Regions from separate parts of the Homo sapiens genome. Here all the other regions are linked to region 1. A link is a loop called in an ENCODE intact Hi-C map of the cell type or tissue named here. Cell type or tissue: A673. All regions are shown on one strand. Each heading gives the region's core, and the rest is flanking DNA. Links, peaks and the distances in the headings are about the cores only. Region 1 overlaps MGAT4C (MGAT4 family member C). Region 2 overlaps MGAT4C (MGAT4 family member C). Region 3 overlaps MGAT4C (MGAT4 family member C).

Region 1 (10,336 bases), core at 1,533-9,532:
CTCCAAATTGTTTGGGTTCTGACATTTTTGTAGATTGGGTCATGACACCATTCTTGAAAGTCTAGAAGGAGCAGAGTGGTCTCGCCTAAGAGGAAAAAGATCGCTTAGATCAGTAGAGAGTGTATTAGCAGCAGTTGATTGCAGGCTGGCCTCAGATACTAGACCTGTTTGACTGCTTTATGTGGGAAAGCACTTTATAAAGTGCCTCCTAAAATGCAATGTAACTTCTTCCAACCTTCACTTCAGGTGGTTAACCATGTGTCAAAAGGCCTGGTCTGACAATGCTGACAAGCCTTTAGCTTCATACTCACTACCTGTCTGACTTGGCCCAATAAGCCACTCTTCCTGAGCCTTGCCTGAGCCTGCTTTGCCAATCCAGCTCTCAAATCATCTGAGACTAGGGGAGGGGGGGAAATTGAGAAAATACCACTGTATTTACCTTTGGTGGCCTCCCAGTGTCTCAGAAGTTATCCACACTCTACTGGCAACCTCCATCTTTTCACTATACAATCACACTGCCCAGTTGCCTCCCTTTGCTGGGGACCTTCACATGGCTGAGGTTCTAGGAAAATATTTAAGGGCTTTGGAGTGAGATTTAAATTCTGCCTAGGGCCTCAACCTCAAGTAGAACAAGTTCCCTTTTATGCAGTTAACAGGCAGACATTGATTATAGAGCTGCACCCATTCAGTCTAACTCCAGAGAACGCGTTACAAAAAATCTCCATTTGCAGGATCCTGCAATGCAAAGGTGTGTAAGACATTCCCCTTCAGCTCACTCGCCACGAAGCTGGATTTGGTAAACATAGATACTGCCTCAGGTTCAATCTATCTTTCCCTTGAATCTGCATCATTTCATTTATTTAAATGACCTCTCAGATTCCTTTATTTTGATACTTTGTCCATGTGAATAGGCACGGACCCTTAAACAAGTATCTTTTTTGCTATTTCTTCTATTGAATATTTCACATGTAATGACTCCTTTTTAAATCCTGTACTTTCTGTTTATCAGGACACATTGACTTTGGACTAAAGTTTCAAGAGCCTTTACCGATTTTATGATTTTATTTGATTGTCCGGGGAAGTACTTTAGAGTAGAAAAAATAGGGTCTTTAAAGGCAAATAGAAAGAATAAAAGAGAGGGAAAAATGGAGGAAGGGGGTGGCTGAAAACCTAGCTGTCCCATCCAACCTTACCTTTATACAATGGCATGCATAAGGCACCAATCCCCCACTCCCCACCACATATATATACACACACATGTACACATACAACACACACCTCCCAGCTCCCTATGGGCTCTAATGGCTCTTCAGAACTTTCAGCGATGCAAGTTAAGGGAACTGACTCTAGCTACTAACAGAGCCCAGGAACAAGACACCTTTTAGATATTTTGCTTTTTTAAGCAGATTAACATTAAGGTGGCCCCAAGTGATAAAATCTGCAATGTGACTCTTGACTTTCCTCTTCTTCAATAATGGGTTGAAAATAGGGGTTTCTAACCCAACATGTACTCTTTCCAAATTGTCTAATTAGTGGCAAACACTGCAGCCATTTCTCCAGGTCTCCAAACTCAAAATGAGTACATGAGGGTACAGTTTCTTTTTGAGCTCACAGGGTAGGCATCTGGCCATCTCATCTGGCTCCAATAATCAATTTTTCTTGGTTACTGACAAATTTTTCTCAATCAAAATTATTCTTGTTGGGTGAGCTCTGCTACTTGCAAACTTAGGGAAATTAATAAAATATATCTAACAAATGATTTGGCAGTGGCAGCTGACAGTCACTTAGAGGTCTCTGAGAATGTTCTGTGATTGTTCCCTGTGGTAGACACACCCTGAGGTGACCCTCAATGATTCACATTCTTGTCTTATTCCCTCCCCTTGAGTGTGGGCAGAACCTGTGACTTACAGCCAATAGAATAAGGCAAAGGTGATGGGTCGCTCCCATGATTTTATTAGACTATGTAAGATTCCATTTTAGCAGACTTAAACAAGAGATTCTCCTGCTGGCTTTGAAGAAGTAAGCTTCACTTTTATGAAAAGCCCATGAAAGAGCCTCCTGGCAAGGAACTAAGGCGGCCTATAGATTCTGAGGGTGGTATCCTACTGATGGCCATCAGGAAAACAGGGACTTCCATCCTACAGCTGCAAGAAACAGAATTCTGCCAAAAACTACCTGGGTCTGAAAACGAACCCTGAACTCCAGAGAGAAAAAAAGGTTAGTAGACACCTCTATTGCAGCCTCCAGAGACCCATGAATAAAAGACCTATCCAAGCTGTGTCCATATCACTGGCCCAATGAAACTGCAAGATAATAAATGTCTATTGCTTTAAGCATCTAAATTTGTGGTAACTTGTTACACAGCAATATAAAACAAATACATTTTTCATGCAGTGAGAAGAGTCCAGGAGGAGAAAAGACTGGCCATATTCAGCCTGCCCCTGTGACTTCTAAGGCTATGCTGCTGCTGGTGGTGTTTGTCATTTTTCTCACTAAGGTAAAAAAGTGAATTAAGATGAAAGAAATGCAAGAGAAATGCTTATAAATACTAAGAACAGCAGCATCTTGCCTAGGTCATGCCTACGCCTACACGCACATAAGCAACACACATCCTGTACTTTCTAGAATGCTTTGCACTGTTTAATGATGCTGGGCGGTCATTTGCTGACTACCCTCCAGGCATGTTTTTACCAATTAGATTAGGAAAGATGGTGACTGCCACAGCAGCTCGAGGGCTGTGTCAGAAACTCTCAGGATGTAAGTTGTTTTACCAACACCATTGGGGCAGGAGACAGACAGGGATTAGTGAAGGGGTGGGTTTCATTGCCTCCTTCTAAAAGTAGCTTTATCTCTCACCTCAGACCTTCTAGTTCTGGCTCTACCACTAAGTTCTAATAGAGCTCCCCAAATTAAACTCTAATAGAGAAATCCTTTCAGATTATGGCTCCCTAAAGGGATCTAAGTCTGGGGTCTCTCATCATACATTCATTTAATCAGCATTTAATGAGCTTCTACTCTGCGCTAGCACTGCTGATACAGCAATGGATACAACTTATAAAATCCCAAAACACATAAAGCCTAGAGGCTAATGGGGGACACAGAGAAGGCAATGGTCAATTTAAATACATTACAGGGAAAGTGAAAATGCTCTATGAGCACAAAAGAGGGACACCTCACTCATCAAAGAGGTTCTAGGAAGAAACCCCAAACACCACCAGTAACGATGAAAAGGAATTGACATAGCAGAGTTCTTCAAACAGAAAGAACATGTGCCAATGCCCAGAGGTGAGTTTCAGGAGCAGCAGAACTGAAGCATAGGGTTTATGGGTGAGTAATAATAATTATAAGGGACAGCATTTATCCAGCATGTACTGTGTCAGTGCAGTATTAAGTGGGTGGTATGCATTATCTCATTTGATCCTCACTTCATCCCACTGATGAGGCAACTGGGGCACAGAGAAGTTAAATTCTCTGCTCATAGTCACAACACTGGTTAAGTGGGAAGCCAGGAATTAATGCCTAGCCAACTGACTCCTAAGCCCACACTATAATGGCCCACTCTAAACTAAAAAAAATACACCAAATGGTGAGATCAGCCATCTACCCTTCACTAATAGAAACACCAACTCATCCTATGGGTAGAAATCCACCAAGGTTCTACAACTCCCTGATCTCAGACACTCCGTCCAGCCCTCGAGTTCTCTTGCCAAAAACAGAGAGGAGCAATTAGGTCTCCTCCAGTTACTGGGTCCCAGGTTAGCATGCCAGGTTTCTAGATTAAGGTTCTGCCCTTCTAGGCTTCCTGGAAACTACAATCTTGTCTCTGAGTTCAGTCTTCTTGCCTAGATTCCTCCTATCAGACATCAGACACCATGTTCTGCCTCCTTTTTTGAACTTCGTTATATTTTGGCCCCATGGGCATCCTCAAATTGTTTTTGGGTCTCTGTGCTTCTGTCTGGTTTCTAGGGTCTAGTCATCTTCAGTTTAGCCCGAATACAAGAGATTTCTGAGTGAGTATCTTTGTCACATAGAGGTGGCTGTGATGTTTCCTAGGCATAGTATTGTGCCCAACTGTTCCAGTTTCAAAACCCCCCTTTTGATCTCAATTTCTCTGAAGCCATGGTGCATCCCAGTCCTCCTTCCATGTTAGCTCCTAGGGTTAGTACTCAAATCCTGTTACTTTGTTTTTCAAACTATTTTGGAAAGAGGTAGAATATAATTTTCCTCCTCTTTAGATTATTCAAAAATATCTTGCCCTCTTCTACAACAAGAACAAATTAATTAAAGTGATTTTTTTCTAAGTAAATCAAAAATTTCTTGAGAATAAATCTATAATCATCATAGAGCTACCAGAATAAATAGCTCAATGTGTAGCCAAATTTTAAAACAAAAGTTTACACCATTATACAGTTTTACATATTTAAATTAAAATAATTTGTATATACATACACATTAATTGTACATTCATATTTATATATTAGAGTGTAGTAGTATTTTCCAATCCAACCGATTTTTAAGCTGTGTCTAAAATATACCTTTCTCTCTTTTGGTTTCAGTTAATTTCTCCAATGTCTTAGAGTTTAAGAGCTCTTCTATTTAGCAGGCCATGAATATCTCCTAGTGTACCATTGCTTTTTTTTTTTTTTTTTTTTTTTTGAGACAGAGTCTCGCTCAGTTGCCAAGGCTGGAGCGCAGTGGCTTGATCTCCGCTCACTGCAAGCTCCGCCTCCTGGGTTCACGCCATTCTCCTGCCTCAGCCTCCGGAGTAGCTGGGACTACAGGCGCCCGTCAACCATTGCTTCTTAGAGTATCCTGCAACCTTCTAGAGAGTCTAGGTCTTCATTCCAGAAGGTTTCTTTGTTTATTTGCCTACACACTCATGAACAGTTTACCATCTATAAACATGCTTATAAATGGCTACTGAAAGAGTCATTTTAAAAGAATAAATTAACTGCTGAGTAAATGACTCCCACAATTTTCTATATTTTTGGATATATTGCTATCTTTTGTTCTAACTGTGCTTGAAATTTTTAAACGTAGCTATATGTTCTATAAACACTTTATTTATTATAAATACGTTTTGTACAAGTTATGAAGGCCAATTTACAAAGGTAAATGTTACTTAATAATTCATATATCTGCCCACCAAATCAACTTTTTCCATTCCTGAAAGGGTTATTATTTGACAGTTCTGACCAGCAAGTCTTTATTCCTTTTCTGTTGTAAATTGCTTGAACATGACTTCAACTCCTAAGTATCAATTTCCTGCTGGACTCCTTGCTATCTAATATCTCAAACTACTTTCTTTAAGGCCACCAGTGACCTTCCCTGCAATTTAAAGTGCAATTTTCTTTGTTCTATATTTTGAGACTTTCTGCACCCTTTCATATGATGGGACATCACATTCTCAATTACATTCTTTCTAGTTTTAGTAGCATCAGTTATACCCTGGTACAAGTTTTGTACAAACACACTCACATACACAGTTTCTATGATGAGTCTGTATCTCTTCATATCCTTCAACTATCTGTGTGTTACAAATGACCATTAGGATACAATATTTTTTATTATTCTGTGCATAACTCAAAATGCACAATCTGTTCTCTTACTTAAATACTTATATAATTAGTTATAGGGTTACACACATATTAGTGGGAAGGAGGCTGCAGATATGGGCATGCATTTTATTTATGCTCTAAGAAAGTCCACTCAAATTTTATTTCTATGATTAACATTCAGTAGCATCTCAGTACTTTGTTGTTCCCAGGTGTAAATACACTTTTTGCAATCTTCTGTTTACTCACACCATTTATTCACTTGACCATATATATCTAGCTGATTTCCTTACTCCAGACACTGGAGGTTCAGTGCTGATTCAGAGTAGACTCTGGCCATTACTTTCATAAAGATTACAGTCTCGTGGGAAGACTGGCATTAACAATTTAATCAACCAAGAAAGCCTACAATGGAAACTTTTGAAAGTGTTAAATACTGTGTTAAGAACCTGTAATAGGGATATCTGGCCTCATCAGGAAGGTCAAGGAGGAATTCCTTAAGGCTGTGCTTCTTTAACTGAGAATTGAATAATAAATTTGAAGTAAACATGTGGAAAAGGTTCAGAGGAACCTGCTAGCCAGACAGAATGGCATAAACTAAGGCTCAGTGGTGGAACTGAAGAAGAAATTGTAAGAGAGATGAAAAGAAAGTAAATGTTGCTGGAACACACAGACCATCATGCTGGGCCTTATGAAGCATACTAGTTTTGTTATTATCCTGTACGTAATGGAAGGCCACTGAAGAGTTTTAGGTCACAAGGGAATGGAAGGAAGATTATGGGGAAGAGGGGAAAGGAGTGTCATGTTCAGATTTGTATTTCCTGCATAGAGGTTTCAGAGGATTTTCTACCCTCAGCACCATCTTTTCCTTCCTGATCTGAAGTTTTAATAGTCTAGATGTAGTTATCCTCCTTATTCAAAGGCTCTTTGATTCTGAGTCTCCTTTGTTTGTTCTTCCTCCTCTTCACCACTTTTAAATAGAGGAATTTCCTAAGGCTTCTTGATAACCAATACCTACATGTCTTATTTGCTCTTTAGTGGACATCTCAAGCATAGCATGTCTAAAGTACACAAAGAAAGAACCTAGTTTCTCTTCCTTCCTTCCTTCCTTCCTTCCTTCCTTCCTTCCTTCCTTCCTTCCTTCCTTCTCTCAGGCAGCCAGACATTCATTCAGCAAACTTCTGCAGAGCACTTTGCTAGGCCATAGGTATTCAGAAAAGAATTAGGGAGAATCTTTGACCTCAAGAGAGTAAAATACCCTCTATGATTTGTGACTACAACCCTGTCTGTGGATTTTTTTTTGTTCTTTCCCCCAAATATTTACCTTTCTATATCTCCACCTCCCTAATGCCCCTCAGTTTATCCTATTTTCTACCCTCAGAACCATGTTCTCTTTCTCATGCCAAAGTTATCACTTGCACGCTCTTATGCAAGAATGCTCTGAGAGTTAATATTAAAGATACAGGCAAGTGAGAAGCGGTTCCCTTCCAAGTAGATAGGCAATTGTCTTGCCTCTTCTGTCATGCCTTTTCTGTCCTATTGCCTGTTGTGCTCTGCTATGACACACATTTTCTTGATACACCACCACCACCATCCTTATGTAACTTCGCCACCTATCAGAATGCCTATAACATTGTAGATGGGAGCGGTCATACATAAAGCCTAATTCTCTTTGGATACCATCTAAATATATCGGAATCTCACCATGATGAAATAAGTGAATAAACTTAGAATAAATTTCTGGGAGACAGCCTAAGAGACAGCTGTGAAACTAGCTAGTGTTATGCTCTGTTCCCATGCTGAGCACCTCTTTCCATCTTCCCCCATTATTTATTTGTGTTCACTGTAAATCACATGCCACTTGAGAAAATTTTACACCAAGAAAAGAATGACACAATGCTTATTGTTTTCTTTTAAAATAATTATTTAATATATAACTTTTATATAATGTTGTTCAGATAATTTAAAAAATAAGTGCAATGAACTGAGTTATTCTATAAGAAGGGGAGTTCCTTTCCCTGGATTTTCCCACTGACCCCAGCCCAATAGTAAAGCATTTTGTCATTCAGCATCATACACTTCCTATCCCTAGTTCATGTTTGCTCAAGTTCATAAATAGTGAATAAATACTGACTTCAGAAACTCTTTCCCAAACTCTGGTATTCCTCTCAATTATGTCATGTGTGACCCACCTTTCTATTCTTGAGTAATTAATCACCCCATCCAACATTATCCATTATTTAAAATAACTTAATAGATTGATATACCTAGTAAAGTTAGCGGAAATTAATGAAGTAGAATGTGTTGACCATTCCTGTTCCTTTGATGTGTCAGACTGCTTTAAATGGTGCCAAATAATCCTGCTTCTTACCTCTTTTAGGAAGCATTCCTCATTTTCTCAAAACCACAGTGATCCATCTCATCACAGCCCTTCTAGAGTATTTAAAATTTGAATAACCTAATTTAAACATCCAGCCAAGGATTAAAGTTATGCAGTTATGACAGTTGTCCTTACTGGTTATTTACAATTAGAATCTGTTCTGATACCTTGGTGCAAATTTTTAGCTCTCCCTCACTCCTGCCTTTGCTTATGATAAGCAACTTGACCTTAACTGAACACACTGTGCTTTCTCTTCTCATTTTGACTTTGTTCTTAATGAGGTCCCTCTATCTGAAATATCCTTTGCCCACCTGTACCTGAAAAAGTCTCTAATTTTCCAAAACTCAGCTAAGTGACAGCTTATTTTTAAAGATTTTCCAGATTTTTACACATAGAATAAATCACTCCTTGTGGGTGTCCCCTGAGCACTCTGTGCATATCTCTAATGTAAAACTTATCACAATGGATTGTAATTATTTATTTCCAACTTTGTGTTGGTCACTAGACCATGAACCCCTGGAGAGCAGTGGTGGTGCTCTGTTCACTGCTGGCATGCCATAAGTGCTCAGTAGTTGAGTGGCTGAGCTTTAAATAATTTGTAGAATGAGTCAGAGCACTTAAAAGTGAAGGGAAAATACCTTAGTGGAATGAATAGATTTTTAGAAAATGTTTTACACATTCATTAATGCCTTGATTCTACAAGATTATAAACAGTGGGGAAGAATAACCTAATTTAAACATTACATTTTTTATCCTTTTCTATTTGTATCTCTCTTGAGGTAGTATTAAGTACATGTTAGATGCTTCATTAAAACAAAACAAACAAGCAACCTACACACACACACACTGAGAGAGAGAGAGAGAGAGAGAGAGAGAGAGAGAGAGAGAGATTTTTAAAATAAAAACATACTTTGCCTCTAATGACTATGTTAAGAATACAGAACGTCATGAGTAAAGAAGAACTGAAAAACTTTAACTCAATTCTATCACCACTTCATCACCAATATGAGACAATGGACTGTTGAAAAGCAGAGACTGTTGGTCTCTACATATATCAGACAAATAAAACTTTCATAACTCCAGGTTTGAAACTCTCATTGACTTATGAAAAATCATAGAATAAAAAGTAGCAAAGTAAAACAGAGTAAAAGATAAAAGGTAAAGCTATAAGACTTTCTATTTTATTACGTACTTAGATTTGTATGTATATGATATCCCATATTATATCATTTTAGATTTGAGAAAAGTTCCTAAAAGTTATTTAATTCATTTTTTATCTTACAATAGTTAAAATTAAAACATCAGAAGTTTTATATGCAGTAAATGATTAACCCGTGTTTACCAACAAAATCTACAATCAGCATCTAGTTTCAAAAGTAATTAGTATGATTGGTTCCCAAAATTGTGTTTGTACTATACCAGAGTTTTCATGTTAGTGAATAGCAATTTTTAATGAAACTCCTGAATGAATTAAAAGACACAGACACATAATACTAAGCAAGTCAGTAACAATGAAAACAATGAAAATACTAAAGAGAGGCAATAGTAATTGAACATTTACTATATGCAAGGCACTGTTCTCCATGCTTATAAGATTAGTTCATGAAATTTTCACAACAAACTTACGAGGTAGGTACTTTTATTTCCCGTTTTTTTTTTTTTTTTTTATTATGAAGGCATGAAGACTGAAAAGGGTGGAACAACAAATTGTATTCCGGTAGTCTGGTCCCAGACTTTTAAAAATATTAAAAGTCAACATTTAAAACCCAAATGTAACATAAAAATCTATTTTAGATTAAAACATACCTGAGAACTTAGAGACACACAGAAGCACAAGAAATGCAAATGAATGTATCCTTTAACTTATGTTTCCTATTTCCCATAAAGTTTTTGGTTTTAATTAGACACACCTGGTCCCAGACTACCTGAATACAATTTGCACGCACTTATTGCATATTCTTACATGCAACAAGTGCACGCAAACAAAAAAGAAAGTGTCTTTAAAAGCATCTGCTCTTTTCTTGCTCTGCTGAGAAAAAGTGTTTTCTAGCATGATCATAGCCTCTTCTGTACTTCAAATGGAGAAAAGTTGCTGGAACTTAACTTTACACCTTGCCTCTCATCACAGCAAATTGTGTCATTTTCTTCCCCATATTATTGGTTTCACTCAGCTCCATATTTTATCTGACTGACTGCAGCACAAATATGTATACTCAGTTTTAGGCAAAATGCATTTTCCACATTGACCCAAATGTTAGGAGATACCCTTGAGAGTTTTATGGTGTGCCATGGCACACAGGTAGAGAGCCACTTACTTGTGAAAATTTACCTAGACAACCTTTATGATATGCTCAGTTCCATGCCACTGAGACCAGTATCAAACACTGAACAACAAATTCTC
Region 2 (10,336 bases), core at 696-8,695, 60 kb before region 1:
CAAATAAAGCAGGTTATGCACAAAATTAAATATATTGTGATTAACAACTTTCTTAATTTGAACTCTGTATTTCAACAAATGCAACTGAATTCTTATTAGATTCATGGTAATAAGTTTACATTTGTTTTTAACTAAAATTCCCTGAAGCTTGTTCACATGTGCTAATGGTAAATCCCACCTTTCCCATTCTGTCTTGCCTGTTATATCCCTATCCATTTGTCTTCTTCCCTCTCCCTTCCTACTTGCTTTCCTCTCTCTTCCTCCCTTCCTTTCTTCTTTCTTCTCTCTCTTTATTCATTTTCTTCCTATTCTCTCTTCCTATTTAGTTTTCTCCTTTATTTCCTCCATTTTGTTCTTCCTTTCTTTCTGCATGACCACTCTGTTGACAAAAGTCAATGATAGCTTAGATTGACATAAAGCAGCCATAAACAGCAATAGAGTATATCAAACAGTGCATTTTTATAAAATATGAAGAAGGAAGTTAGTATGGTCATGATATATACCAGTGAGAGCTACAGGATTATCTAAATCCTCACCATCATGTAGACAGTTACTGATTTTATCTGAGTTAGGGATACATAGATCTCCTAGAAAATTATCTCTGCAACTTCCAGACCCAGCACTATATATCTATACATTAGAATGGAACAGCTTTTCAAATGGGGTAGTTTAGATTTGTGCTAGGGTTATCTCTGGGGTGTATTCTGATTAGACAGTACTATAAAAAACTGTACTCTTAAGCACTGTTACCATTTTTCTTCATCATGTTCAGTTTTGCCAGGCTACACTACTTGGTAAAAGTAGATTCCTGATTTTCATTCTGTGGAACTCATGCTTTATGTTTTCACATATATTTTCTTTATACACTTTGCATTTCTCTCCTATATTTTTCATATTATTGTGTTTGTTTTTGATATTTTGTTTGTTCTGGAAAGGATCTGTATCTTTCAATGGACTCAGCATCTGTTTCCATCTTCAGAAGAAACTATTTAGAAAAAAATACAGATCTCAAAATGCAAGAACTGAGGACTGGCTCTGCTACATATTAGCCCTGTAACTTGAGCTAGTTATTTAATCTCTCCTATGCTTCAGTTTCTTAATCCGAGAAAAGGATAAAAATAATACCAATCTCATATATTTTTATGATAATTAAAATACATAGTTTATTTCCAGTATCCAGCAAACTATCTGATACAGATACAGAACTTAATAGAAATAGCAATTAGTTTGATCAATTTGCCATTGTTTTAATCAGCTCAGGCTACCATAACAAGAACATCATAAATTGAGTGGTGTAAACAACAGAAATTTACTTCCCCCAGTTCTAGAGGCTGGGAATTCCAAAATCAAGGGACTGGCCAATTTGGTTCCTGGTGAAGTCTCTTTTCCTGGCTTGTAGAGGGTGGCCTTCTGACTTACATACTGGCTTGACCTTACCATGCTGTATGCATGCAAAAAGAGAGATAAATCTCTCTCTCTCGTTCTTCTTATAAAGCCCTAAATTCTATCAACTTAAGATCCCCTCTATGACCTCATTCAAACCTAATTATCTGCTAAGAGCTTTGTCTTCTAATAAAATCACATTGAGAGTTTGGGCTTCAACATATTATTTGGGGGGACAAAATTCCACATATATCAGTTATCAAATCACTCCATCAAGCCATTTAAAAATATTGAAGAGAACAACGATTTGGTCGTCTGTGTGTATTCCATGTGTATATTCATATACAGATCACACTTTCAGACACACAAATGTGAATTCTCCTCTTTTCACCATTCACTAATCACTAATCAATTTTTATTAGGTATTTTGTTGTAGCATTGATTTTTTTGACATTTAGAAAATGATATTCCATTTCTTTTTCTTACTATAATTACTAATCAATTAAAACAAGTTTTTGGTCTCTACTAAAAATACAAAAATTAGCTGGGCATGGTGGCGGCTGCCTATAATTCCAGGTACTAGGGAGGCTGAGGCAGGAGAATCACTTGAACCTGGGAGGCAGAAGTTGCAGTGAGCTGAGATTGCGCACTGCACTCCAGCCTGGGTGACTAAGTGAGACTCCGTTTAAAAAAAAAAAAAAGCTTTTACTTTTATTTACTATGTGCCAGGACATTATTCTAAGAATTTTTACATGTAACAATTAACTTTTACAGTTTTTATACTCCTTTGTCTTCTTTTCTCGAAATTTTAATAATTTCTGTGTATCATTCTTGGGTCACCTCTTGCTGTGAGGCTACAGAGAGGGGTGGAAAGGGTTATTAGTTTTGAAGTCAACTGGATATACATTACTTAGTTTGTTGAATAAATTATCACATTTTCTTTTTTTTTCTCTTCCTTCCATTCTCCTTTCCTTTCTCTCTTTGTTGGTTTCTTTTACTTTTGTTTTCTTCTTTCCTACACTGTTCCTGCCTTATTTCTTTTTCTCCTGTTAAAAAAAAAAAAAAAAAAAAAAAAAACTATGGGAGGACATTGTTTTGGACCAGCCTCCTGCACTAGGCTCCTGAAGACCAGACCAAACAGAATGCAGTAATTTGTGCTAAGTATATATAATCAAGCTGAACTTTAAAATGGGCCAGTTTTCAGAAAAAAATCTGGATATTCCCGTCAGCCTACGTCAACATAACAGAAATAGTTCCCACTCTGTCTTAACGCTGTAAGGAAAGTCACTTTGAAATTACCAATCTACTTTTCGTTTCCTGTTTCTGTCTCTTCAGCCCTTTTCTGCCCATAAAGCCAGCTTCCCCTGCTCAGCTCATTGGAACACTCATTCTAATTTATAGAATGTGGTGTTGCCCGACTCTGGAATAACAAATAAAAGCCAATTAGATTTTTAAACAAAATTTGTTATAATTTTGTCTTTTGACACTCCTTTCCTCCTTTTGTGTGACTATATTCATTGTTATTTCCTTACTTGCTTGTCTTTACTCTGTGTAGGTAGTACAGCTTTACTTCTTATATTTACTATCTTCATTTTGGTAAGTAATTTAACCTTTTCATAATTTTTAAAAATAGGGATAATATATATGGTATACACAAAATATGTCTGATACATTGTAGGCAATTCCCAAAGTTTATTGAGAACAGTTTAGTACTTGTATTTTAAAATTCTCTCATTATTCTGAATGAGACTTTTGTGAGTAATCAGCATTTAGCAAGTCTTGGGAGCACAGTCTTTCAGGTTCTCTGTAGATATACACATAAGCATATGTTCTTTAAAAACAAACAATGATAACAAACAAAAAAGAGCATAGTTTCAAACATGATCTAATTCTGCCCCATTCTAATTGTGGATAGTCACTGATGACCAAATATCACTTAAACATATATGTGACATCTTTACTTTGACTTGAAATCAGCAATTAACTGCAGATTGAAAAATTTGAATCCATATGCCAACTTAATTTACATAATTAAATTATCTTAAAGATTCTCTCTAATATTTCTCTATTTTATTTTATCTTTCTCCATCAAACAACTTTTATTGTAAGAACACGAGTATTTTACAAAATGCAGAACCAAATCAGCAAACACATTTCTTAGGCAAAGAGAAGAGAGTCGCTCAGGAAAATTTAACAGGTGGTATTTTAAATACAATATACAATTTCCCCTCCCCACCCCAGAAAAAAAAATGGCATTAAGGAGACTTAGCAGATAATCACTCAGTCTTGATATCTATTTTCAACATATAAAATTAGTAAGACAAAGCCTGATTGGCTCAACCTAGATGATTTGAAAAGAATGAAATCATTTAGCTATGGCCAAAGGACTCAGGCTTATAGGAGAGAGAAGGATACAGAAAGGTCTCAAAGAAGAGGTACCTGTTGGATAGACTAATCAGCCTCACACTAGTGCCTTCCAACCATAGGGTACCAATACCATACCTACTGTGACATATTTGACATGTCACCATATGTGAAATTTCTAGATCCTTTTTTAAAGCACAAATGCAGGTATTATAAACAATGAACCCAAGTTCAAGCTAGCACCAATCCCAAAGTCACATCCCCAAAAGGCAAATGTGTTCATATCAATTAATAACTGACATGCTGAGGTCACTCACTGAGTTTAAATCATTCACATGGTGTCCGTGGCTTTCAGAGAATTGTTGTGACCCTTTCAGATTCAGAAACCTATGGGCTAAACATTAAATGTAAATGCTGCAAATACAAAACTTTACATACTAATTGAAGAACCAAGCATGCCAATTTACCAAGCTGCAAAACAAATTGCTCATTACCCCTAACAGACAAATTATTCCCCTTGAGCTCTAAAATCTAAAAACATTTGAGTGAGGAGCACTCATCTTTAATCATGGGAGATTCAATGCTCAACCACGACCCCTAGTTGCACAGGAGAAGCATACATGCCTAGGTCTTGCCTAAAACCATATTCCACATTCTTTGGGTCAACAACTTGACTGCACAATCTGTAGTTTCAAGCTTATCATGAGTAGAGTCTGCAATAGGCCTTTCCTGTGTTCGTAAGACCAGTTACATCTAACTGAAGGGAAGAATAAGAAACAGCCTGCTGTTGTTCTTCCCTCAAATTAATGAACAGGAGTGCAGTGGGTCTTCATGTGAATAAGAAGACAAAAGGGAAGCTCAGCAAACCTGCTTAAATCTATAGTGTTAGCAGGCCAGCTTGGCAGCCATGAATAATCTATATATTGTATTACTGGAGTGAGCACAATGGGCTAAGAAGGCAAACCAAAATCCAGACACATCTAAGGAGATAATTCAAAGTGTATAGGCATGCACACATTCTGCACATTTTTTTTCATGCTCTATACGAGGCTTTTACACTAAATTTTTAAAACACAGGATGTGATTCCTGACATTCTATCAACCATTTTATTAGGTGATATGTATCACAAATCATAAAGATCAAATCTCTACTATAGCCCTACCACCCTGAATGCACCCAATCTAGTCTAATATTTCTCTATTTTAATTCCACACAGCTGGAGCCCTCCATTATTATAAGTTTGAAGTTTTGCAAATCTTCCCTTTTTGTTTATTTAGTAATATATAACGTAAAATTCAGTCCTTTTAAAGTGTACAATTTACTGAATCTTAATGAACTTATACAATAATGTAACCACCACCAAAATAAAAATGAGAAATATTTCCATTGTCCGAAACAGGGTCTTCATTACCCTTTGCATTACTTTTTTCCTACATTACTCCAAGAATGTGGCAACTATTGGTATAATAGTTTTTAGATTTGCCTTTTCTAGAATGTCACATAATAATAAATCTTTCCTTTTAGATTTGCCTTTTCTAGAATGTCACATAATAATAAATCTTTCCTTTCTATAGTGACTAGTTCATTGTTACTAAAAAAGGGCCTATAACGGGCAAATAAGCAGAAAAAAAATGTTCTAATCAGACACAATGCTACTACTTGGCTGTTAGGCATTGTGTCTTCCTGCCTTCCAACTGCAAAAAAAAAAAAATGTCATTTTTCAGGGCTCTAGGCTTGAACGTATTAAAGATTGGTTGTTTATCTAAGGTGCGCTTCACTAAAAATATTTCATACAAATCAATAATTAGTTATCTCAAGATTTTCAAAGATATTCTTGAATTAGGAGGAAATTCTCTCGACAAATCAAATGTTCACCAAAAGGCCATTTTATCTGATGGTTCCTAGATGAGGTGACCAAAGCATTCACATCCAAAGTGTACTGAGACTGAGGATGAGATATGTGTCCTGCTGAGATAAGAACCTGATGGGCCTTTGCCTGTCTTAAAGTAAATTCCTTTTAGTAGAGATTGACTTTCTCTTTTCTGCTATGATTTTTCTGCTCAAGTTATACTAGAAAAGTATTTTTCAAATAGGAGTATAAAACAACTAGCCAGAATGATGATGAGAAATGATTAAGAATTCTAGTGATTTTAAGGGAATAGAGTTTATATTATCCACTCCAGCATAGTGATGGTTTTCTAGTGGGAAAAATAGAACTGGAACTGCATATGTTGTGATAGTTTGGTGGCAGGATACAAAAGAAATTCTTTGAAACAGCATTTAAAATTCCCTCAGGAGTATAAACATTATTTCTTCCTTGCCTGTGGGCAGCAGAGTGTAACATATGGGACATACATGCAATATGAGAGAAAACTGACAAACAGGAGGGACATGTTCTTTCCCTCTCTGTGGTCCCAGTTTGGTCTTTAGATTCTTAGGCACTATTCCCACTCTAGACAAGCTGGAAATAGATTTAGAATACAGAAACATATGCGTTAGAGGAATATCCCTAGAACTTTAAAGTTCAAAAGAAATAAGAAATTATGTAGCCTCCATATAACTCTATACAAGTTGTATTAGATGTGATATTTTGGAAGTTTGAACAATTGATTTGTGCATTTTACTTTATATTTATGACCTTAAGGAAAATTCATTAACTAGTGTGATTTTGTTAACTCCCTAACTGCTGATAAAGAGCAAGGGACACTGTGAACTTTCGATTCATCTGAGTTTATTGGAAGGGAAAAAAGTCACTAAAAATCCATGATAATAAAATTACTTAATGAATATTGAATAACCTATGATAAGTTATTGATATAAATTTAGTAAATGCTACATTTTAAATAAATAATATAAATAAGTTTATAAATAATGCCTTTAAGTCAATCATAAAGCATATGCTTTAAAATAAGAGTGGTTAGGGTAACTAGACAGGTTTTGCTATGTTTTATGTGGAGATAGAGGAGTGTATTTTAGAAATTGATGACTTTCTCTGTAAAGTTAAGTCAAGCGATTATTTTAATTTTTTCCCTTTATGGTTAAGACTCATAAAATATTGCTTTATTTCTAGAAATAGCGTTGATTTTTACTGTCTTTTCCTTTTGAAAACTAACACTCCAAAGAGAACACTAGACTTCCTGCATCGCTTTTCAACGTCTCAACCCATTTTAGAGGAGAATTCTGCCCAAAACACCTTAAATTTCTCATAAAATTATTTTTACATTTTGTTGCTGGTGAAATGTCACCTAAAACATTTTAATGTAAATTATTTGTTAAGGTAACTGGATTCTCAAGATGTAATATATTTATGTCTAACCTATAGCCCTTCATAGTACAGTAGCAGCCTCAACTTGTAAAAAAAATCACAATAAGCTGAAAAAAATACAAAACGAAATTAGCATTGTGACAGCAAAAACAAGGAGCACTAGGAAAATCAGGAAATTGAATGACACTGAAGAACATTGTATTTTTAAAAAATTTTTCTATTGTAGTGCTTCTTAGTAAAAGTTGAAATTAAAGCTACTGATTTCCTATTAGCAAATAAGGGAAACAGTCTAAGAGCACCTGAAAACTGGAAAATCTTTTATTTCTTAAAAGCTCTTTACCTTTGAAAACATCTTCATATGCAAACTTATAAACCCCACATTTTAAATGACAAATCCAATTATTTTCTTTGAAAGCAAAACAAAAACTAAAAACCAAAGAGAGTACTGAAGTTGTGGAAAAACATGGGTAGTCTTGTAGTTCACTCTCTAAGTCCTTTTGTATTCCCTCCAAAGTCATTATTTGTGGTTTCAGATAGAAAATACATTCAGGCAGCAAATCATGTTCCTTTTGATGGTATAATGTGATAATTCTCAAAAGGATCTCAGCACCCCCTTGTTCATATTTATGCAATTAACTAGTACTTTAAATGCCTAATATATCTCAAAATGAAGGCTAAATATTTCATTTTAATAAGATTTCATTTGATTGGAATTTTGGTTGTGAAGGACATTTGATGACACCTTTTCTTTTCATGTCTAAATTGCAGCTTATCAGTGGGAATTTCCACTTAGCTCTCAATAAATTTGGGGAATAAATGCCAAAATAAGAAAACATTAAGGAAATGGAAAAGTCCTAACAATATTATAGGGTTGATAGCACCTTTTTTATTACACCAGGGATTACTGAAAGGCAATGCACTTTTCACATTTTTCTAAGTCTTTATTTGCTATTACAGTTTAAAAAATCAATTAGAAAGATTATGTCATTCAATAATTATGATCAAAAGTAAAGAGGATAATTCAACTTTTCCAGGTTTTCTTTGATAATCAAATTGGCATAATTAAAGTGTGTTTCTCCTGTTAATTGCAATATTCAAGTAACAATAATAACCATTAATGAACAAATTTTCACATTTATGAATGGTATAATTTCATCAGATCATACATCATTCCTTTAACCATCTCTGGAGTTGTTATCAGTCTTTGCTGACCATTGCTGCCCTCAAAATTGCTTTCCTCATGGCAAATATAGTGTTTCTATGAGAATTTTGGCTTGAATTTGCAATAGCACATGTGACACCTATTTGAATATATGGTCATTTTTTGAGCTCACAATTTTACTTCTAAGTAAATACTCTGTGATGATGAATATTACACATCAATTTGGCTAGATTAAGACAAATAACGTGTCTTTTTTTGGTCACACACTAGATGTGAAGATATTTTGTAGATAGGACTAATATCTACTTTAAACAACTCTACCTTAACATTTATTTTAAGTTGATTTAAAGCAAAGAGATAATCCTTAATTTGCCTCATCTAGTCAGTCAAATGTTTTAAAAGCAAAAACCGAGGTTTTCCAGAGAAGAAGGAATTCTGCCTCAAGACTGTAACTTAGAAATCATTTCCCAGTTTCCAGACTGCCAGTCTGTGCTAAATGTCAACTCTTAGCTGAGTTTCCAGCCTGCTGGCCCGCCTCACAAATGTTGAACTTTCCAGGCACTACAATCAGGAACCAATTTCTTAAAATCACTCTCTCTCTCTGCACACACACACACACACACACACACACACACACACACACACACACACACACCCCTATAGGGTCTGTTTCTCTAAAGAATGCTGAGTGATACAAATTTTGGTGCTGGGAATGGTTCTAGAAGGACAGACTCTTCAAAATAAATTTTCTGAATTGATTCTGGGATTTTCTAGAATTGGTGCTCTAATCTGGTTAGATATAAAGGTACCAATGGCTCTATTTCTAGTAGTAAAGAGAGCACTGATGTTTTGTGGTGTGACGTGGCAAGAAAACTACGTGAAATGTCTCCATTGAATGCAATGGAAATATTCAAAATACATTGAAAATATCTCCTAATCAAATACAAGAGGAAAGGTTCTGGATGATCATGTATTTGATATTTTAGGACATTCTGTCAAACTAACAAGTAAAATGAGATTAGCTGATTGCTCCTAATTGTTCTGGACAAAGTGGGTACAGAAAAGGATGAGCTCATGGTTTCAAATTCCCAGCTCAAGTACAACATACATGATCTGAAAGTTTCTATATCTATCCTGAAAAACAAAAAACAAAACACACACACACACACACACACACACACACACACACACACACCCTTATCTCCTGTAGCAAAATTCAGCTACTTACAGGATAAGACTACTTATGGGTTAAGTTTGCTACAGGAGATAAAGGTGTGTGTGTGTGTGTGTGTGTGTGTGTGTGTGTGTGGTGTTTTCAGGATAGATATAGAAACTTTCACAATAGCAATGACTTGGAACCAACCCAAATGTCCATCAATGATAGATTGGATTAAGAAAATATGGCACATATACACCATCCAATACTATGCAGCCATAAAAAAGGGTGAGTTCATGTCTTTTGTAGGGACATGGATGAAGCTGGAAACCATCATTCTCAGCAAACTATCCCAGGGACAAAAAACCAAACACCGCATGTTCTCACTCATAGGTGGGAAGTGAACAAGACAACACTTGGACACAGGAAGGGGAACATCACATACCAGGGCCTGTTGTGGGGTGGGGGGAGGGGGGAGGGATAGCATTAGGAGATATACCTAATGTAAATGACAAGTTAATGGGTGCAGCACACCAACATGGCACATGTATACATATGTAACAAACCTGCATGTTGTGCACATGTACCCTAGAACCTAAAGTATAATAGAAAAAAGTATATAATGTCCAAAATCAAAGAGTGTCTGCTTTAACATTAGGGCACTGATTAGGAAGAAATGGAATCCTCAAAATTAGAGTGGGACATATTTTGATCAGCAATTTTGATGAAGCTGAGGACACTGAATTCCAAAATTCTGCAGTCATCTTTAGCAACAGCCCTTCCACACCTGTTTGAGGACATTACAGCTGCCTTCCCTGAGGAAATTAAATGAACTTTGAGACGCCTTGCAAGACTTTACTAATTCTACTCAGAATCCACCCCCATCACCCACCTTGCTTGTAGACCTCTAATTAGACTCAAATCCTAGATGAGCCAAAAAGGTGAAGTGCAAAGTGTGGCCCATGAAGAGTTGCACTATACTCCAAAAGAACCACATGATTTTTT
Region 3 (10,336 bases), core at 1,529-9,528, 290 kb before region 1:
TATGCCCTTGCCCTTCTCCCAGCATTAAACTGCTGTTGCTTGTTAGGGGCTGCTAAGCTTATTGCAGTAGCAGAGAGAGTATTTTGTTGTTGTTGTTGTTGTTTGTTCGTTTTTGCCAAGATCTAGCTCCAGCACTGCTGCCCTTCCTCTCCGGGGAAGCCAAACAGTACCTTGTATTATTTCTGGTTGATTTTGGGCAGGGGAGTCTCCTATTCCTGCCTCAGTGGTAGTAGATCACAGTTTGTTATTGTTGTATGATTCTTTACCCAAGAGAGTTTCTTGGCCTTTCAGCCAATGAAAATATGTATTTATCTTCAGCTCTTCAGTTTCACTGGGTTTTTTGCAATGTCTGGAGAGCCAGAGGCTTTTCCCTACCGGAGAGGCAATTTTGTTTCTGCTCTTCCATAGAAGCAGTGGCTCTTTGCATATTATCTGGTGGCAAAAGAATTAGTTGCCTTCCTCCAGGGCTTAGGATTTTTGCATAAGAAGGAAGTATCCATTGAAGTGGGCAGGTTTCCTTTTCCTGAATCCCCACAGCAGACAAATGCTATTTGCACATTTGCAACACTAAAAGAAGCTTTTCCTGTTCTTTTGTATTACCTTCAACTTTCTAGTGAGCACCTAGTTGCAAACTCCCCTTATGTCTGGGAATCTCAGCTATTGAGAATCGACATTTTCATGCAAACTTGGCCTTTAATAATTTGTTTAATTTTTAGCTGATTTTTTTCTTTCATGGGCATGTAGTGGTCATCTCTTTCTCCCATGTCCTACAGAAGGTTAATGTGTCTATATTTCCTTTTGGAGCTCCATTTTCCTGGTTGCTTTCTGTTCTCTTCTCTCTGATGGATTCACAAAAAGTTATGATTTGTGTACATTATCCAGATTCTTCTCATTTTTCAATTGAGTGCAACATTATTTAATAGATTTCTACAATTCTAAATGGAAGCATTTTCTAATATTTTTAAAATTGATAACTGTATATAAATAGTTGCATTTGAGTGACCAAGAGTAGTAGCTAGAGTATTTCCATTTATACCTCACTTCCACAAGGTATATACAGATTAATTCCAGCATAAAGAAGGCTATTTCCAAACCTCTTAATGCAGAGTTTAATTTAACATTGTTTTAAGTATTTAGTGAAGCAAATAGCTACTTCAGTATGTGTCTATCAACCTAAAAACATAATGAAGAAGTAAGTACTGAATATAGTAGCTCGTCTTTTGTTCTTTATATTAATTACCTGAATAATGTAAATCAGGTAATGTTATACACAGATGGGTATTTTCTAGGTTTTCTTCTAGGATTTTTATAGGTTGAGGTCTTACTTTTAAATTGAGTAAATTTTTGAGTTAATTTTTGTATATGATGATAGGTAGAAGTCCAATTTCATTCTTATGCATGTCGATAGCCAAGTAATTCTGATGCCATTTATTGAATAGGGAGCACTTTCCCCATTGCTTATTTTTGTCAACTTTTTTGAATATCAGATGGTTGCAGGAGTGTGGCTTTATTTCTGGATTCTTTCTTCTGTTCCTTTGGTCTATGTGCCTATTTTTGTACCACTGCTATGCCGTTATGGTTACTGTAGACTCATAGTATAGTTTGATATAAGGTAATGGGATGCTTCCGGATTTATTCTTTTTGCTTAGATTGCTTTGGCTATTTGGGCTCCTTTTTCTTTCCATATGAATTTAGAATAGTGTTTTCCAGTTTCTAAAAACTGACATTGATAGTTTGAAGGAATAGCATGAATCTGCAGATTGCTTTGGTCAATATGGACATTTTAACAATATTGACTCCTTCAATACCTGAGCTTGGAATGTTTTCCCATTTGTTTGTTTCATCGATGATTTCTTTCACTAGTGTTTTGTAGTTCTCCTTGTAGCGTTCTTTCATCTCCTTGGTGAGATGTATTCCTAAGGTTTTTGTTGTTTGTTTGTTTTCTGGTGGTGACTATTGTAAATGGGATTGGGATTGTGTTATTGATTTCGCTCTCAGTTTGAATGTGATTGGTGTATAGAAATGCAACTGTTTTTTTAATGTTTATTTTGTATTCTGAAAATTTATTGAAATTGTTTGTCAGTTTCTAGGAGCCTTTTGATGGAGTCTTTAGGGTTTTCTAGGTATAGAATCACAACATCAGCAAAGAGATAGTTTAACTTCTCTTCCTATTTGGATACCTTTTATTTCTTTCTCTTGCCTGATTGTTCTGGCTAGGACTTCCAGTACTATGTTGAATAGGAGTCCTCTCCAATGTCTTAAACATTCTTAAACCATTGAAATAAGGTTAAAATTAACTCTTAGAAATGTTTGAACAGAAAAGTAAATAAACATAGATAGATTTGAGGAATGTGTAGGAGAACCAAGAAGGTCACACAAACCTTATTGTATGGGGCAGGGGTGGAGGTGGTGATGGTTATGGAATGAGGAGCTCCAGTAACTCTGGAGACCTGTCTTTTCAATTTCCTACAAGGAGAGTCATTGTCCATTCTGAGGTACAAACCCACCTATTCCAGAACACTTGTATCATAACACATGCCTTTGTAATTAGCAAGAATGAGATTATATTTAGTAGATTTTAAGAAAAGGATAAACTATTGTCTTTTAATTATGTTGAAAAATAGACTGTACTTGGTAAGTTAATGAAAAATAAATATTCTTATTCTAGAAAATGGTGCAGTAAATAAATTTTACGATAATTCTAAAACAGACACATTTCTCCTACTCTTAGGATTATAATATCCATTATTGAAATTAAAAATTACAAATAGTTGATTCCTGTTGTGACAAACGAGCTAGAAGAGAATTACTTCTAGCTAGAAGAGTTTTTCTAGTTTTTTATATAACCTAACAGAAAAACCCCAAAGGCTTGATGGGAGGATAATAAATATGAATAAAACGTGTAAATCAAACACAAACATTTAAAATATATATTTGTGGGAAAAGAAAGCTAGAAAGATAATAATTCATTGAGTGAAATTAGTACCTTCATGTTTGCCTGGCTTATTATTTGCATTATATTGCCATCTGGAGGTAAAAGTAGGTGTTGCTATCAGAAAGCCTGTATAAGATCAGATACATAAATTTACTACAAGAGATAAGAAAATAACATATGTTGTTATTTTAAGTCCAGGATCCTATAAACCATATTTTAAGACTGAAAGGAGGATTAACTCCTTAGGCATAAAACAGTGGAGCTACAATCAAGAACCTCAATTAGTCTATCTGGTATTTCAATTTACTGATTCTCTAGTGATGCTCAGTGCTTTCTGTGTGTTCACAGGCTGAAAACACAGGAAAGTCACACTTAGAATGATTAGGAAATGGTTGTGTTAGGGTTCTCTAGAGAAAGTGAATCAAGAGAACTTGTATATCATATATAGATTAATAAGAGAAGATTTATTGTGGAAATTGGCTCACATGATTATGGAGGTCAAGAAGCCCCACAGTATGCCATCTACAAGCTGGAGGGCAAGAAAAGTTGGTAGTGTTACTCAGCCCGAGTCCATAGGCCTGAGAACAGGAGCAGAGGTGGAGGTTGGGGGATCTTTGTGAGTCTTGGAGCCCAAAGGCTCAAAAACCAGGAGTTCTGATGTCTGAGGGCAAGAGAAAACAGATGTTCCCCTTAAGAAAAAAACAAATTTCCCCTTTGCCTTTTTGTTCCAACTAGGGTCTCAACAGGTTGAATGATGCCCAACCACATTGTCGAGGGTGATGTTCTTTACTCAGTCTACTGATTCAAATGCTAATCTCTTCTGCAAACAGCATCATGGGCACACCCAGAAATAATGTTTTACCAGCTATCTGGATATCCCTTAATCCAGTCAAGTTAACATAAAATCAATCATCACAATGGTTATTCTATTTTAAGGCTTCATAATTGAGCTAACCCCATGAAATTCCTATTTCTAAAAAAAAAAAGAAAAGAAAAAAATTCTTTTTTATATGACTTTTCCAAGGTATTGTGCAGTTGCATAATAACACAAACTCTGTTGGATATGTTAATAAGAAATAGTTTATTAAACTTTGAATTGCCTCCTTTCTTAAGAAAATAATCAAGAAATAAGGCATTTTAATGATCAAAGTCTGTTTTTGTGTTAAACCTTGTTTTAGAAAGTAAAATCTTTACATCCATATGTGAATACTCAAACATTGATGAGAATGGTAAATTGCCAAATTTTAATTGGATGTCTACTGACCAAAAATCATATAATAAATGTTGAATTTTTTAGAAAAAATATTACTATTAGCAACATATTTGTGTTTTCTTTCTAAAATTTGGAGTGAACATAAAGGTTTCATTTTGATTAATAGTTTCTTTCATTACTAGTAAGGGCATCACAGTATCATATATCCTTATTTATAAACATTAGGACATATAGAGGAAGAAAGAAAGGCTGGGATGTATCACAAATTGAAATATTCACAACTAATCCGGGAACACCAGGATGTATGGTGACCCTAGCAATGGCCCATATTGACAATTTCCTGAATCTCATTTTGGCCTTATATACAGGTTAGTTCTTGGAACTTATGTTAAATATTATCTGTTATTGTATTGAAAGAAGCTAAACAGTTCATAGCTTTTTTTTTTGCAGTAGTGCAATTTTTACCAATCCAAATGTATTTTTGGCTTTGTTAATAGGTGGCTCATTTATTGACTGATCAACCATTAGTAATCACTCTCAGCTCGGTAATATTATTGAGAGTAGAAAATTTTACCCTGGAATACTAAAGCTAGTGTTTTCAGTTTCAAGTAGCACATTGAGGTCATGACTAATGAGATATATATATATATTTGAGTATCATACATTCATCAGAACTTTGGATAGTTACTCTTTTACATTTTTATGTGTGTTTTTTTTTGTTTACTTGTTTTGTTCTTGTTACATAAACATCACTTGTGGTATGGAAGAGCAAGAAGACAACATAAAATCTGAGGGTAATTGAGGAGAGATGTTATTGCTCAGGCATGCGACTTTAAGTGTGTGTGTGTGTGTGTGTGTGTGTGTGTGTGTGTGTGTGTATGCCTGTGTTCCATCTTTCCTTTGTTTTTCCCTCTGAGAGCCAGGTGGCTTTTATTCAGTTTGCTAATTCAGTGAAGCAAATGCAGTCTTATGGTGGCCTCAGCAGTGCAGTAGTCCCTCAATATTTTCCTAATTTTTCTGATGATTGGTTTTGTTTTGTGGACAGAGATTCCTCTGGCTTTATTTAACAAGTCAGACTCCTGAAGAAAATATGGGAGGAAGAGGAACAGGTATTCCTAACATTTAAGTTAGGTAGGATTAGAGTCATTGGGTCATCTTTTGGGGAACACGCCAAGAAAGAAAATGGAATAAAATTTGAGATTGCAAAGAAGTTAAGATGATTTTTCTGTTAACACTTCATATAAGAATGAATAATCGAAATTTCAAGTTGGAAATTTGTTAAAATAGTGGTTCAATTTAACCATCAATTTAAAATTTAAAATAATACTGAAAATTCAGATTCAATTTTGTCTGCCCCTACATCAGTGCAGGGTTATTTCAATTCCAACAAAAACATCCACAGCTTCACAAATGTCTGTTTGATGAATCATGAGAAAAGTTACTATGCAGCTTAATCAACTTACTCTTCATTAGGCATAGTTACCTTTAAGGAGTTTGATAAACAGTATTGTTGATAGCAAACTCCATTCATGTTTTTATTTAAATTTTTAAATATTGACTACTGTTTTGTGTGACTTTTTTTCTTTTTCTTTTTTTTAGATGGAGTTTCCCTCTTGTTGCCCAGACTGGAATGCAGTGGCTCGATCTGGGCTCACTGCAACCTCAGCCTCCTGCACTCAAGCGGTTCACCTGCCTTAGCCTCCTGAGTAGCTGGGAGGCATGTGCTACCATGCCCGGTTAATTTTGTATTATTAGTAGAGACGGGGTGTCTCCATGTTGGTCAGGCTGGTCTCGAACTCCCGACCTCAGGTGATCCACCTGCCTCGGTCTCCCAAAATTCTGGGATTATAGGCGTGAGCCACTGTGCCTGGCCACACATTCTTTTTTAATTATTTTTTTTCTTTTCTAATACTCTCATAAAGCAAAATGGTAACGAGAATGAAACAAAATTAAAATTTTGATTTATATAATGCTATTGTAATTAATATATTTGTGCTTTTCCTTTCTAAAGTAAATATTTGGTCATATAATTAGAATTTTTCATACACTTTTATAAAACATTCAGAACTTCAAAGTATATTCAAAGTAAAACTCACTGGGAAAAAAATTCTTTGGGGCATTCATATTGGGAAGTGTAAAATTCAACCACTAGATGGTGGAACTAATCCAGGTATCTATAATTAAATCATCCTCACAAAATCTCTTCTAATTTTTGAAAGTTCAGTTATTTTATTTTTCTGAGTCAATTTTTACTTTTTATTTAGTATAACATTTAATTCAGCATATTAATCATTTCTGGTTTTGTGCTTGTTCATCTATTTTTCACTCATATAGAAATTTTTATTTCTATGACCACGTGATTTAAAATGAAAGAATAGAATAAATATTTTCCCCCATTTCAAGTGAATCATAAAATTCTCTCATTTATGACCTTTATAGTTAGCTTAAGACAAATAACATCTGTTTTTTTTTCTTTTGGAGACAAGTACAAGATTCAGAAGATGAAAGCAAATATTTATAAAAGAAACCACAATGTATTTATGCTGTTTAGCCTTCATAATTTCAAACAATTCTGAATTTGTTGCTTCAAATGAATAATAAATTGCAGACACAGGTATTAAAGCCATCAAGCATACTGGTTCACCATGTTGCAGACTTTAAAAAAATACAGGACAAAGGTTTACAATAACTATTTGTGCTAGCTAATGAAGAAACCTCTAGATAATCAGTTTTACATAATTTTTGTGTATATACATTTCAATCAGTAAATATCAACTACAAGGTTAGTGCAATTACACTTGTTAGGGCACAGAGAATATTGGTATTTTTGATGAAATTAAGTCCATGAATACATATAGTAAAATGTAGAGGTTTTCAATTGGTTTACAGGAAGTCTGATTTTTACAAAACTAGATTAATGAAAAATCACGACTGAAATCACTCTTTCAATAACAAAAGATATATTTGTATGGTAGCTAGTTTAATTGGATTTGTTTTTCAAATTTGGACATAACCTTCAACATTGTGTGGAACACAGTGAGAAGTATAATGATTTTTTCCTGAAAACCCTGTCTTTTACTATGCAAACATGCAAGCATCAGATTTTTAATCAAACCAATTGGCTGCCATCTGTGACACTGGCAGAAAACTGAAAGTGTTGATTTATTTATTACTTGGTTTTGTTGAAAAAACTAGGTGACTCATTTATGCTAACATGGGAATCTGATTCTCAATAACTTCGGTGTTTTGTTTGTCCTTAGACAATAGAGATAATATATTCATTATGTTTCCATTTTAGTTACCTCAAGGTAAAATTTATAGAACTGTTGGACCAATTGAAAAACTTACTAAAATATGGTTTTGGGACACCTGTTGGGAACATTTACAGATCATTTTTTGGATTACATTTAGTCTTTAGAAAATATTTGATTCAATCAAACAGCATTACTTGGTATGGTGTAGAGAAAACAAAAATGTCATAACAATTTCAGTTTTCAGCCTGTCTTGTAAGATTTAACCCAAGCTACAGTGGGAAAACCACATAATTAGTCAATAAATCATGAGCCCAAAGTCTATCCTCAACCAATCTAATCATGCACATGTGAAACAATATCAAAGACTAGAGAAACATAATTTATGACATGAGATTGAAGGTGACTCTGAATCAACAGAATTTTATTTTTCTTTTACCGTGGCCCAAGTAATGTTTGAAGTAACCTTGCTTGGGAAGCTTTGTTGAATTGACACAAGCACAGAAATACACCAATAAGCACATACCAAAGTCAATTCTGAAATGAGTTACAAAACTGTTCAGTGGTGGTCTTCCTATTGTAACAGCTGATTTCATGGCTATGTGGAACCATTGGTTGGACACATAAAATGAGAGTATGTAGATGCGAGCCCTTTGCTGCTGGCAAAGCTTTAAAAATATGTTATTATTTTGTTATTATCTATATTTCCTCATAGCAGCTCCTCTTAAAGACTGTTAGTCAGAACTCAGTTGTTTATAAAAGAAATAGTAATAACATGCTACCTGGGCTAAAAGCAGGAAGTTGAGGAAAGTTTATGTTTAATTTTTATTTTATTTTCTTCATCTGTAAATAAAGTCATATTATTTGTGAAAGACCAAGGCCAAGGATCTTGCCCCTCATTCTATAATGAGGTCATCTCATATTATTTATTGCAAAAATCCCAGAAATTAATTATATTTGGGTCTCATTGAAGGGCATGGGCCAGAGATATGCATACAGAAATTGTCCCTCTAGCCTTCCTTTCATGACATGCATGAACTCTAGCAGTGGCTAGAAGGAAATTAATGGTTTGGGAGGTTGAGCAACAGACTTTGAGAGTTATTATTAAGCATGCTACATATATCTGTTAGCTGTGAAGGAAGACAAAAATTGACCTTTATCCTACTATCCTCCTTCTAGCTATGGCTGAAGATAGCTCTGTTATGTCAAATAAAACCACAGATTTTCTTTTACTGTAGAGTTGAATAAGAAAGCAAAAAAAAAAAAAAAAGAAAAAAGAAAAAAAAAATCTATCAATCCTGAAAAGAGTGAATCTAGACAGATCATATGGTAAAAATACAAACTGAACTCCTTCAGCTAAGGGGTTAATCGGTCAGGGTAGTGCAGGTGGTGCATGCATTTAATAATAGTTTAAGATATTAAATAATTAAATAGGTAATGGGAACCACCTTTATTTATTGGCTTTTGTTGCTTTTTCTCCAAGAAAATTTGGAATGTTTTCATCTGACATAAATTATTTTACTTAGGTTATCTTTATTTGAGTGAGAGACTTGTCATTAATGTACAGCAAAATTTACAAGTCACCATTCTTCCAAATACAAGACTGAATTGTTTACAGTTTTTCTAAGTGTTTTTGTGTGTGTGTGTGTGTGTGTGTGTGTGTGTTTGTTTGCTTGTTTTTGTTTTGAGACAGAGTCTTGCTCTGTTGTCCAGGCTGGAGTGCAGTGGCATAATCTCTGCTTACCAAAACCTCCGACTCCCAGATTCAAGTGATTATCCTGCCTCGGCCGCCTGAGTAGCTAGGACCACAGGCGTGCTCTACCACACTCAGATAATGTTTTGTATTTTTAGTAGAGATGGAGTTTCACCTTGTTGGTCAGGCTGGTCTTGAGCTCCTGATTTCAGGAGTTCTTGGCCTCTCAAAGTACCGGGATTACAGGCATGAGCCACCACGCCTGGCCAGTTTTTAAAGTATTTCATACAGTGTAACTAGGCAGTCAGAAATACCTGTATCTCAAATTCATTTAACTTTTCAATGAATCAATCTTCTTATTTTCTCAGACATATAAATTATCATAATACTTTACATTGAGTCTCTATGGTTGACTATATGCTGTGAAGGAAGGACATAAATACATGTGAGGAAACAATTATTGATATTTTTAAACTAACTAGAAAGCACCAAGTTATTTGTTAAATAAACAAAGTTAATTTTATCTACCTGTTCAGTAAGTGTTGGCAACTATGAATTAATCTTTGACAAATTCACTTACAACTAGCAATTTTAAAGACTTAAAGTTTAATTTTTATTATTAAAAGGGTATGATTATTTTTACTAAAATTAATAAAAAGATTAACTGTTACTAAATTAAAGCTCCTTCAAAAACATAAATGTATTCTTTAGAGAGTTAAAAAAAGTAGCAATAAAATACATTTTTAATTTAGTTAAGCTTACTTAACTAATGATCAAATAGATTAAGTTGTATAAAATTTTACAAACTTTATATTTTTGCATACACTTATCTTCCTGGCATTTTTGAAATAAAAAAAATACAAGTGCATAGGGCAGAGGAGGCGATTCAGTTACTTCTGCTATGTTATTAAATCTCTGGTAACCACTATACAATACAATACAATACAATACAATACAATACAATACAATACAATACAATACAATACAATACATGTAGACTCAGCATCCAAACTTTATTTTACCTTCAAGTTCTACCTGATAAAGTGGTGGAATAAAGATGGTATTTTCCATAACTGTTTAATAATAATCACATGTTTTATACCCATTGCTTTGAAGAAGAAACCTTAAGCAACTAGAAATGTCAATCTAAAAGGCAGAAAAGCTGGAAAAATCTCATGAAGACTAGAAGATTTACACTCATAAGATCATGTAAATTTATTTGGATATGCTGAAAAAAGAGGGGG

Evidence for each region. A loop is a pair of places that touch in the nucleus more often than their neighbours do. Peaks named below come from ENCODE experiments on the same cell type or tissue, not always from the same donor. Only the 100,000 strongest peaks of a DNase experiment are listed, where the experiment ranks them.
Region 2: it touches region 1 in a loop (2.3-fold over the local background); 2 of 110 quality-filtered maps call a loop at or near these places.
Region 3: a loop joins it to region 1, with 7 times the contacts of the local background. A loop is called at or near these places in 4 of 110 quality-filtered maps.

Annotation. Positions count from the first base shown.
Region 1 is chr12:86,241,548-86,251,883 of GRCh38, forward strand. The region is part of intron 1 of MGAT4C (MGAT4 family member C); the gene reads right to left. Among named protein-coding and RNA genes, the nearest start is that of MGAT4C, 9.7 kb to the right of the region's middle. In A673, for the core only: no CTCF peak of the experiment used is centred there; DNase peaks (open chromatin) are centred at 6,524 and 8,494; H3K4me3 peaks cover 643 bases; H3K27ac peaks cover 5,878 bases.
Region 2 is chr12:86,182,305-86,192,640 of GRCh38, forward strand. The region is part of intron 1 of MGAT4C (MGAT4 family member C); the gene reads right to left. Among named protein-coding and RNA genes, the nearest start is that of MGAT4C, 69 kb to the right of the region's middle. In A673, for the core only: a CTCF peak has its summit at 4,340; no DNase peak of the experiment used is centred there; H3K27ac peaks cover 1,679 bases.
Region 3 is chr12:85,949,005-85,959,340 of GRCh38, forward strand. MGAT4C (MGAT4 family member C) reads right to left here. Exons shown (of 5, transcript NM_001351288.2): 5 at 6,663-10,336. Among named protein-coding and RNA genes, the nearest start is that of NTS, 80 kb to the left of the region's middle. In A673, for the core only: CTCF peaks have their summits at 3,036 (motif pointing left), 3,239 and 6,299 (motif pointing right); a DNase peak (open chromatin) is centred at 3,027; H3K27ac peaks cover 1,583 bases.